Regions from separate parts of the Homo sapiens genome. Here all the other regions are linked to region 2. Evidence: chromatin contacts called from ENCODE Hi-C data. All regions are on one chromosome and are shown on one strand. The core of a region is the stretch at or near the end of the contact, and the rest is flanking DNA. Distances in the headings are between cores, read along the strand shown.

Region 1 (2,700 bases), core at 97-2,596, 99 kb after region 2:
AAAGATTCTGGTGTGGAGTGGAGCAAGAAGGGCGGAGAAACGCCTAAAACGGGGAGGGGAAGAAAGGAAGAGCAAATACACAGAGCAGGACACACAGAGCCACACAGGGACACAGGCAGGGACTCTCACAGGGACACACCCACACACTTGTCAGTTCATTGCTGAAGCACATAGAGTGTTCAGAAAAGAGGGGGGAATGAGACACAGTCAGGTGAAGAGCGCCGGAAACGCTGAGAGGCCCCGGGGCCCAGTAGGGGGCGCTGTGACGAGCGCCCGGTGAGGGTGAGGGTGAGGGCTGCCAGCGAGGTGGGCGCGGGCGAGGTGGGCATGGGCTGCGGGGAGGCGGAGAGGGCTGAAAAGCCCCGGGGCAGCCTGAGCGCGGGGTTCCCTCGGCTGCGGGCTGGGAGTCTGGTCTGGGCCCGCACTGTTGTCCCGGGTTCTGACACCGTAGGCTGAGCCAGACCCCGGAGACCCTGGGTTGCGGGGGAGGTGAGGCCGGACCCAGGAGTGGCGACCGGCGGGGCTGTGGCTGGTCCCTTAACGATGATGGCCACCTCACAACTGGGCCTTGTTAGAAGAAAAAATCTCCGGGATGTGAGGGCCCCGGCGGCCTCTGTGCGCTTCCCTGCACCCGGCTGTGTGAGGTGGGGAGAGCTGGGATCCACCTACAAGGAGCAGAGGCGCCAGACAGCAGCACGAGGGTCCCGCTGCAGGCGGCTGTGCACACGGCAGCCGAGAAACTCCTCTCCCCTCTTCAGGGAGTCCCCAGCTCTTAGCTCCATTTTACGTGCAATTACTGGAAGAGCCCACATCGGCCAGGAGCCCCACCTCCCAACCTCAGGGGATAGTTCAGGGGTGTGCAGCACCCCAGGGAGGACAATCGGGGTTCTTCACTCCAATCTGTGTTGAGAGGTTGGGAGCTGAACTGCGGGTTGTTGGCAGCGGGTGTTTTCTGCTGCATCAACTAAGAAGTAGAAAAGTCTGATCATCAGAGAGAGAGGAGCAAGGGCAGGAGATAGAGAGACTTCCAACAGGGTCTGCGCGCCTAACTCTTGTTCTTGAGATCAACACAGTCCTGCTTTCAGCCTCCGCCAGTCACCACAGGGCCTTTGAGCCAAACCCTGTTTTTGTTTGAGCTGGTTTGAGTTCTGTCATTTGCATCCCAAACAGCACTGATGACTACACAATACACACACAGACACATAGTAAAGTAAAACAAGAAAGGACAAATGTGAATGAGTTTTCATGGGAAGAGCTCTGAGGACCCTAGCTTCGCCACCTCCCTGCTTTGTGACGTTAGGCAACTTCATAACCTCTCTGAACCCCTGTTCCCTTGCCCGTGACATAAGAACAATAACATCTCTTTTGCAGGATCATGCAATGCCCTCCGGCCAAAGGCTACCAGGAACACACCTTTCGGTTGAACAAAGTTGGCTTTTTGAGTCACTGCACTGGAGGGGAATGCGCACCCCTGGATGTCTCGGGGAGGGGATGTTAGTAGGACTGATCATGGGATTTGGGCTCGCATTAAGTGATTTTGCAGGCTGTTTCTCTAGGCTGGATGCTGTCAGGAAGCAAGGGTAATTCTGTGATTGGGTATGTCAATGATTCTCTTCTAGACGGCAGGAGGAACTGAGCAAAGCTACAACTGCAATTAGTTAAGAAACATTTGAGCCAGGAAGGGGAACATTTGGGCAGTTTTGTCATTTGGACGATGTTCACGTTTTCGTCTGCGTTCAGGCAGGACTACAGAATGGTCTCGTCTTTGTTTTGATCCTTCATGGTTACCGAGCGGTCTTGTCTGATGTTTCTGGGCTGTAGAACTGTTCATGTCCAACAGAACACCATGGCCTGGCTGTGAATGCCAGGCCAGCCCAGGCTGTCAGAGGGCTTTCCCCTTTCTCAGTTGTTATGAGGATAACGTGCCCACACTTGGCAAACCATAGGCAATATTTCAGCTATGCTGGAGCAGTGATGATCTGGAGGTTGATACATTATGTGGCAGAGGCTGCCCGCACCACAGAGGCTCAGAGAAGGTTGAAGTTGCACAGGGATGCTTCCAGCAGCAGTGTTTAAGCTGGGTTTTTAAGGATGAATAGAAGTTGCAAGAGGAGGAAGGATGACTCCAAATAAATCAGAGCAGAGGCCTGATTAGCCCACTTTGGTGGGTTGTCATGGTGCCTCTCTGCCAAGAGGCAGTAGTCCCCCATAGTTGACCAGGGGTCCCCCATCCCCACTTCAGGCAACAGGATCTGGACTGCACCAGGAGGAACACATGACTGTGCCAGTCAGCACATCACATCCCCATGGCCCATGGCTGTTTAGGGCAGGCGTATGACTGACTTGTCCAATAAGATAAGATCTCAAAACAAATCACCCTCTCCACCTGAGCCAAGCAAAGAGGGTTCACCTGCCCCATTTGGTCCACAGGGCTGTTTCAAGGCCCTGTTCTCAGCCTCCTGTTCAGGATCAAGTTTCACAAATGGATCCTTCTCCTATGTCAGGCCTTCCTGACTTCTCCCCCTCTTGGCTACTCATGCTAATTCCATGTCTGTGGTAGAAGAAGCCCCACACAGGCACTTACGGGGCTTCTACTGGATGCATCCTCATAGCCATCTGCAGGGGAGGAAGGAGCATCCCCATTTTATGGATAAAGAATTGGCTCACAGGTCCAAGGTCCCATCGCCGTTAAGTGGTGAG
Region 2 (2,700 bases), core at 65-2,564:
ATATGAATTTGGGGTTCCTTTAATGTTATGGGAAGAGGTGAAGGAGAGGGTGGTGGTCAAAAGGTTACTGATGACCACAGATATCTGTGCACCAGCAAGGGTAACTTTCACTGTCCTCGGTTAGGTCACGATGCTCCTGTAAATCTTTAACACAACAGTATTAACCATGTGTACACCCTCCTTATCTACTCAGGGGTTAGTTTTGGGAAGGGGCTATTGTCATCCTTGCTTTAAAGGTAAACTATGAGCTAAAATTCCTCCCTTACTTGGCTTGGCCTACATACAGAAGTAAGCAAAAGCAGGTAACCTAAAAGATAATCATCACCTAAGGAGGGAGATTAGAAGCAAAATAGAGTTAGTCATGCTAGACCTCCTTTTCACTGTTACAGTGGCAGGCGCCTACGCTGAAATGTCTTGTAAAGAAAGGATGTAGGTAAAATGATCTAGAAGACACTGATTGTGATACAGACAAAAGCAGAGAGCCAGAATACAAGGAGAGAAGGCACAACAGCTAGACAGACAGATGGACAGGAATGAGAGGGATGTGGAGCCCTCAGCCTTGGCTCCCATCTGTTTTGTTTCTGGTTCTAGTACCCTGAGGCCCAGCTGTGTACCCTGGAGCCTTGAGTTGTAAGATTATCAGTAAAATTTTCCAGTAGACATTTTGGGTGTGGGCTTTCCAGCCCAGTTCACACGGTATCATTACTTCTATGTCCTTGTGGAAACTTCCTTCCTTCTCAACAGAGAAACACTGTGTTGAGTTGTTAAGCAATAGCCTGCCCTCTCCTAGTGCTATTTTTACTTGGGCTAGTCTGAGTAGGTTTCTGTTCTCGGCATCTAAAAATGCTTTGACTAGTACAGATATTGATACAGTGATTCATTCTAACCTTAACTCAATGATTGATGCCCTCACTGGTTTTATCTACTCAATGTTTCATTTGAATAATTCAGTCATTCATTTACACATTGATTTGCTATTTGTTTATTATAGCAAAAAATAGTTGTCAAGCACCTTCTATGTGGCAGACCCTGTGCTTGACACCCCAGGTGATGTGGAAATGAACCAGGTGTGGTCTTTACTCTCAAAGCCTCATGAATAATAGCATGAATGGAATGCAATTAAGTATAAGGTAGACATTAATAAATATCAATGTTGTTAAGTCAAGTTTAGCCTAAAGCTCCCTCCTTACATATTTTAAGTTTTGGCCTAAACGTTTTTCTGTACATCATGAACTGTAACAAATGGAAGTGTAAACAGACCGTAGCCTACACTTGTGCCAATTACTGAGTTTTGGCAATCAAATGTAGCCAACTGTTCAAACCATATTCAAATAAGGCAAATGCCAACCTATAACCAACCCAGCTGTTTCTGTATTTCACTTCTGTTTTCTGTATGTTGCTTTCCTTTATCTGTTCATAAATCTTCTTCTGCCATGTGGCTGTGCTGGAGTCTTAGAGCCTACTCTGGCTTGGGAGGCCGCCTGATTCACAAATCCTTCATTGCTCAATTAAACTCTTTTAAATTTAATTCAGCTGAAGTTTTTATTCTATCAATGTGCATTGTACATTCAGTAGAAGGATTTCAGGATAAAAATTAGAAAATGTTTCTTGGAGAGACTAGGCCATAAAAGAGCTTCTACTTCAGTTTGAATTTGGAAATTAGAAAGAAGGAAAAATAAGAAAAGCCAGGGATATTTCTCAAGTTTAATAATAGCAGCCATTTGTGAAATGGGAGGGTATCTGAGAGATTAAAGAACCCAGATCATTGGAAGAAAGTTTCTACTCTTGGAGACATAACTAACATCATGGTTTGACTTTGATGCCTTCTAAATACACCCTTATCCCACAAGGCCAGGAGCCCAGCAAAAGTGCCTTCTAGTCCCTGGGCCAAGCCACTCCAGACCCACTCTGCCTCTCCTTCCCCTTGGGAAACTAACCTGGGCTTCTGTTTCCCTTCCACCACCAGTGTCTCTGAGGTGTTCTAGTCAGAAAAAATGTAATAAAGCTTTTCAGCCCAAGTTTAATATCCTTTGAGGAAAGTGCATTTCTCTTTCAAAGTTGATTTGTTTGCATGAATGTTCAGGGAAAAAATAGACCTTGGAAGATAAACTTTCAGCCATGGAAAACTTTCAAAACAGAACTTGCCCCCCACAAGAACTGCAGAAATAGAGTCTAGACAGTTTTGATTATGCTGTTAGTTTTCAGTGGGGTTGTACCATTCCCGAAAAGACATTTAGGAAATTTGGGGGATTACCTTTGTAAGCCAAAAATAAAATCCTAAGTCCCCCTAATTGACTGTACAGACCTCTCTGGGACAAGAGAAACCTGAAAAATTGAATTCCTGGCCTTGGTAAGAAGGAAGATTGAATACGCCTCAGTATAGTCCCTCCTTTATGGAGTTTAGGCACAACTGACCAGAATTAACATTAAAATAGAGATCCCAAGTTTCACAAAACAGATTCTTTGGCAATAAGATACCAAATTCCAGCCTGACGCTGGTATAGCATCACATGACAGATAGAAGACCCTGAAGGAAATGAAACTATTTTATCCCAAGAGATTTTTCTTTGACATATTTTGAAATGGCCCTGCAAAGCCATCTTTTGTAGGGGAACGCTTGCATCTGTAAAGAACCTCCGTTAATGCAGCCAGGCCTATCCCTGATCTAGAAGAAATTAGCTAAGAGTCAGATACCTTTTA
Region 3 (2,700 bases), core at 157-2,656, 75 kb after region 2:
GCCTTTGCTATGACTGCATCACCGCCCATCTCCTTCTCTGCCCCATCCTGAGTCCCTCTCTCCCTACAGAGGCTGGTTCTGCATACAAATATCCACCCCAGAGCCTACCTCCCAGGACACCCAACGGTGACACCCTCTAAACCCTCATGTTCTCATGAGTCCTATGGAGAGATTCACCCACTTTACCATGCCTTTGAGAGTGTAAGGAGATGGCACAGGCAGGCAGCCTAGATGGGAGTGTGCCATGCGTGTGGGAGGTGCTCAGTGACTCCTTGCTGAACATCATGGACCGAGAGCTTAGAAGAAGGCAAGAAATATGTGGCGATAGTTCCTAACCACCTGGAGTTCACTCCCCTAAACCAGAGCTTCTCACCCTTGGCACTGTTGACATTCTGGGCCGGATAATTGTTTGTTGCAGGGCAGGAGGGGCCTGTCCTCTGGGCTACAGGGTGTTTAACAGCCTCTACCCACTAGATGCCAGTAGCAACCCCCAATTGTGAAAACCAAAAATGTTTCTAGACACTGCCAAATGTCCCCTGAGAAACAAAATTGCCCCTGGCTAAGCAGCGCTGCCCTAAATCATTAAAGTTCCCTGAGCCACCTCTGAGAGAGAGTCACGGTTTGGGGCCAAAAGTCAATCAGGGGCCCTTCCTAGGCCCCTCCACAGGGAACAGGGAATCTCAAGTAAGGCCAAGGGGAAACGTGAGAAACGTGGGGCAATGGCAACAGCCCACGCACGGGGGTGGGGACGCTGCTTCAAACCCCAGCCACGCATCCTGCAACCCGCACAGGCCGGTCCCCTTCTCCCAGCCTCAGCGTCCTGAGATGGGAAATGGAGACAGCAATTCCATTCCTTCGACCTGCCAGGGAAGTTTCCCCAAACAATGGCTTGGTGCGTGTGCGTGTGAGAGTGTTCTGACAGCAGTAAACGTACTGTGCAGAAGTACAATGGGGTTGGCTCCCACAAACAACCATCTTACCCAAATTCAGCTAAGTGAGTGCAGACAAAGAGAAGGAGAGAGAAATAGGCAGGCAGAGGCGCATTTATTGACCCTGTCACTGTTCCCTCATCCCCATCGCCCCAGGGACAGGGAAGGCACAGCTAAAATGCCCAAGAGACAAACAAACAAACAAAATAAGTGAAATTCTCAGAACCCATCAGGTCCTAATGATTCACAGGATTTTTGAAGGTAAATTTTACTACAGAAGATGTTGCTGTATTGGGCAATTATCCAAGCCTTGAGTAGGGATATGACTGAGTTTTGTTTTTTACTCCAAAAGCAGTGAATAAAAAGCATTTCAAAGAAAGTAATGCCAACTTGACAAACCCATTCCACCAGCAGTGGGCAGCAGAAACAGGAGGAAAAAGAAAGTTTGCCTCTGAAACACCTGGTAGATGTAGACCCGGGCCTCCGCCTCCTCTCCACTGCCCGCCCTCCATCCTGCCCTCCCCGGAACAGACGGAAGCAGCGAGATCCTGAAATAGCCTCGCTCTCAGCGGTGAGACAGGAAGCCACCAGCCCCAGGCCTGAAAGCCATCATGCAGTTGACACAGGGACCCCGCTGATGCCGCGTCATTTACCTTCGGGGGACTCGCAGCCGCCCCCGCAGCCTGGGTTGGCAGGCCGGTGGAGGTCGGCCAGAGGCGTGCTCCCTGGGGCCATCCCAGGGAAGGCCCAATGATCACTTGCTCCAGAGCAAGTGGCTTCTTCCCCACTACCCTTCTCTGAAACCCCACACTCTGGTTCTTCCATCCCAGACCCAGAGGCTTGATTTACCCCATAAACAGTGTGGGGTCTATAGATTCTTTTCGGGGGCCATTAAACATGCTTGAGATCTAAAAAGAAAAAAATAATAATAATTGTGACTGTAAAATACAAGAATAAAACTGAAAAATCAAAATTACTAACAAGTTCAAAACCACAATTCTAAAACCCTTTTCACTTTTTAAGCAAAATAATTGTACAAAACAATTGCATTCTATGTAAGCTGAGTCAATTTTTTTTAGTCTATTGTTGTAGTGTGGAAAAGGTTCTCACACAGATCTTCAGTTGACCCCCCCAAAAAACTTACTCCTTTCACCTCCTAGAGGTAACTTTCTCTTGTCTTCCTGTGTCTAAATGGGACGGTGAGACAGAAAATCTGCAAGTCCGTACAACACCTCTCTTCCTGAATCTGCAGGACAGTCTCTGAGACTCCAGGGCACAGCCACTGTAAAAGCCAGTCTTCTGGAGCTATAGAGAGTTTTAGCACAGATCTGAATTCCTGGATGCATCCAGGAGCTAATTCTAAACGTCTGTCCCCCCAGCCCAAGATGTCAGTCACCTGTTTCATCTCTGCAAGTTTAATGGAAGATGCCAGGCTAGGAGTTAGGGGTGGGGGTTCTTAGACAAGCCTGGCCCTCTTTCTTATAGAAAGCGGAAATGCCATCGTTCTGCTCCAATGTCACCACCAAAAGTAGAGAAAAACAGGACAGACTGAGAGGGCCATTTTCATTAAGAAATAAGAGCTAGAAATAGCACCTTTCACCTGGGTGAAAGAGATCCAGTTCTTTGTGGAAGAGAAAGCTATTCTCACTGATTTCAGATGCAAACAAAGCGTGCCTGTGTCTTCCATCTTGACATCCACTTCCCTCACTTCCCTGACCTACAAGCCCTAAGCTAGGTCCATCCCAGCCCTGCCACTCTGCCCCTTCTCTAC

Evidence for each region. Hi-C counts contacts between places; a loop is a spot of excess contacts on that map. Pooled maps may share reads with other maps.
Region 1: a loop to region 2 is called in a map with no recorded cell type, with 12 times the contacts of the local background. The contact joins the promoter of LINC02179 here to the enhancer-like site in region 2. A Hi-C loop is called at or near these places in 8 of 37 single-sample maps with no recorded cell type and 2 of 50 pooled maps.
Region 3: a pooled map shows a loop between it and region 2 (9-fold over the local background). The contact joins two enhancer-like sites. A Hi-C loop is called at or near these places in 7 of 37 single-sample maps with no recorded cell type and 5 of 50 pooled maps.

Annotation. Positions count from the first base shown.
Region 1 is chr16:49,464,760-49,467,459 of GRCh38, forward strand. It overlaps LINC02179 (long intergenic non-protein coding RNA 2179), which reads left to right and starts at 1,347. Exons shown (of 2, transcript XR_243442.1): 1 at 1,347-2,700. RefSeq lists an enhancer at 17-518.
Region 2 is chr16:49,365,502-49,368,201 of GRCh38, forward strand. No RefSeq gene overlaps it. Among named protein-coding and RNA genes, the nearest start is that of C16orf78, 7.0 kb to the right of the region's middle. Within about 2 kb of position 1,315, at least 2 of the 41 ENCODE cell types and tissues checked have a DNase peak (open chromatin) inside an H3K27ac peak, as active enhancers do.
Region 3 is chr16:49,440,110-49,442,809 of GRCh38, forward strand. All of the region lies in intron 2 of LOC105371244 (a long non-coding RNA gene), which reads right to left. Among named protein-coding and RNA genes, the nearest start is that of LINC02179, 25 kb to the right of the region's middle. RefSeq lists enhancers at 1,165-2,112, 1,368-1,647. Within about 2 kb of position 1,407, at least 8 of the 41 ENCODE cell types and tissues checked have a DNase peak (open chromatin) inside an H3K27ac peak, as active enhancers do.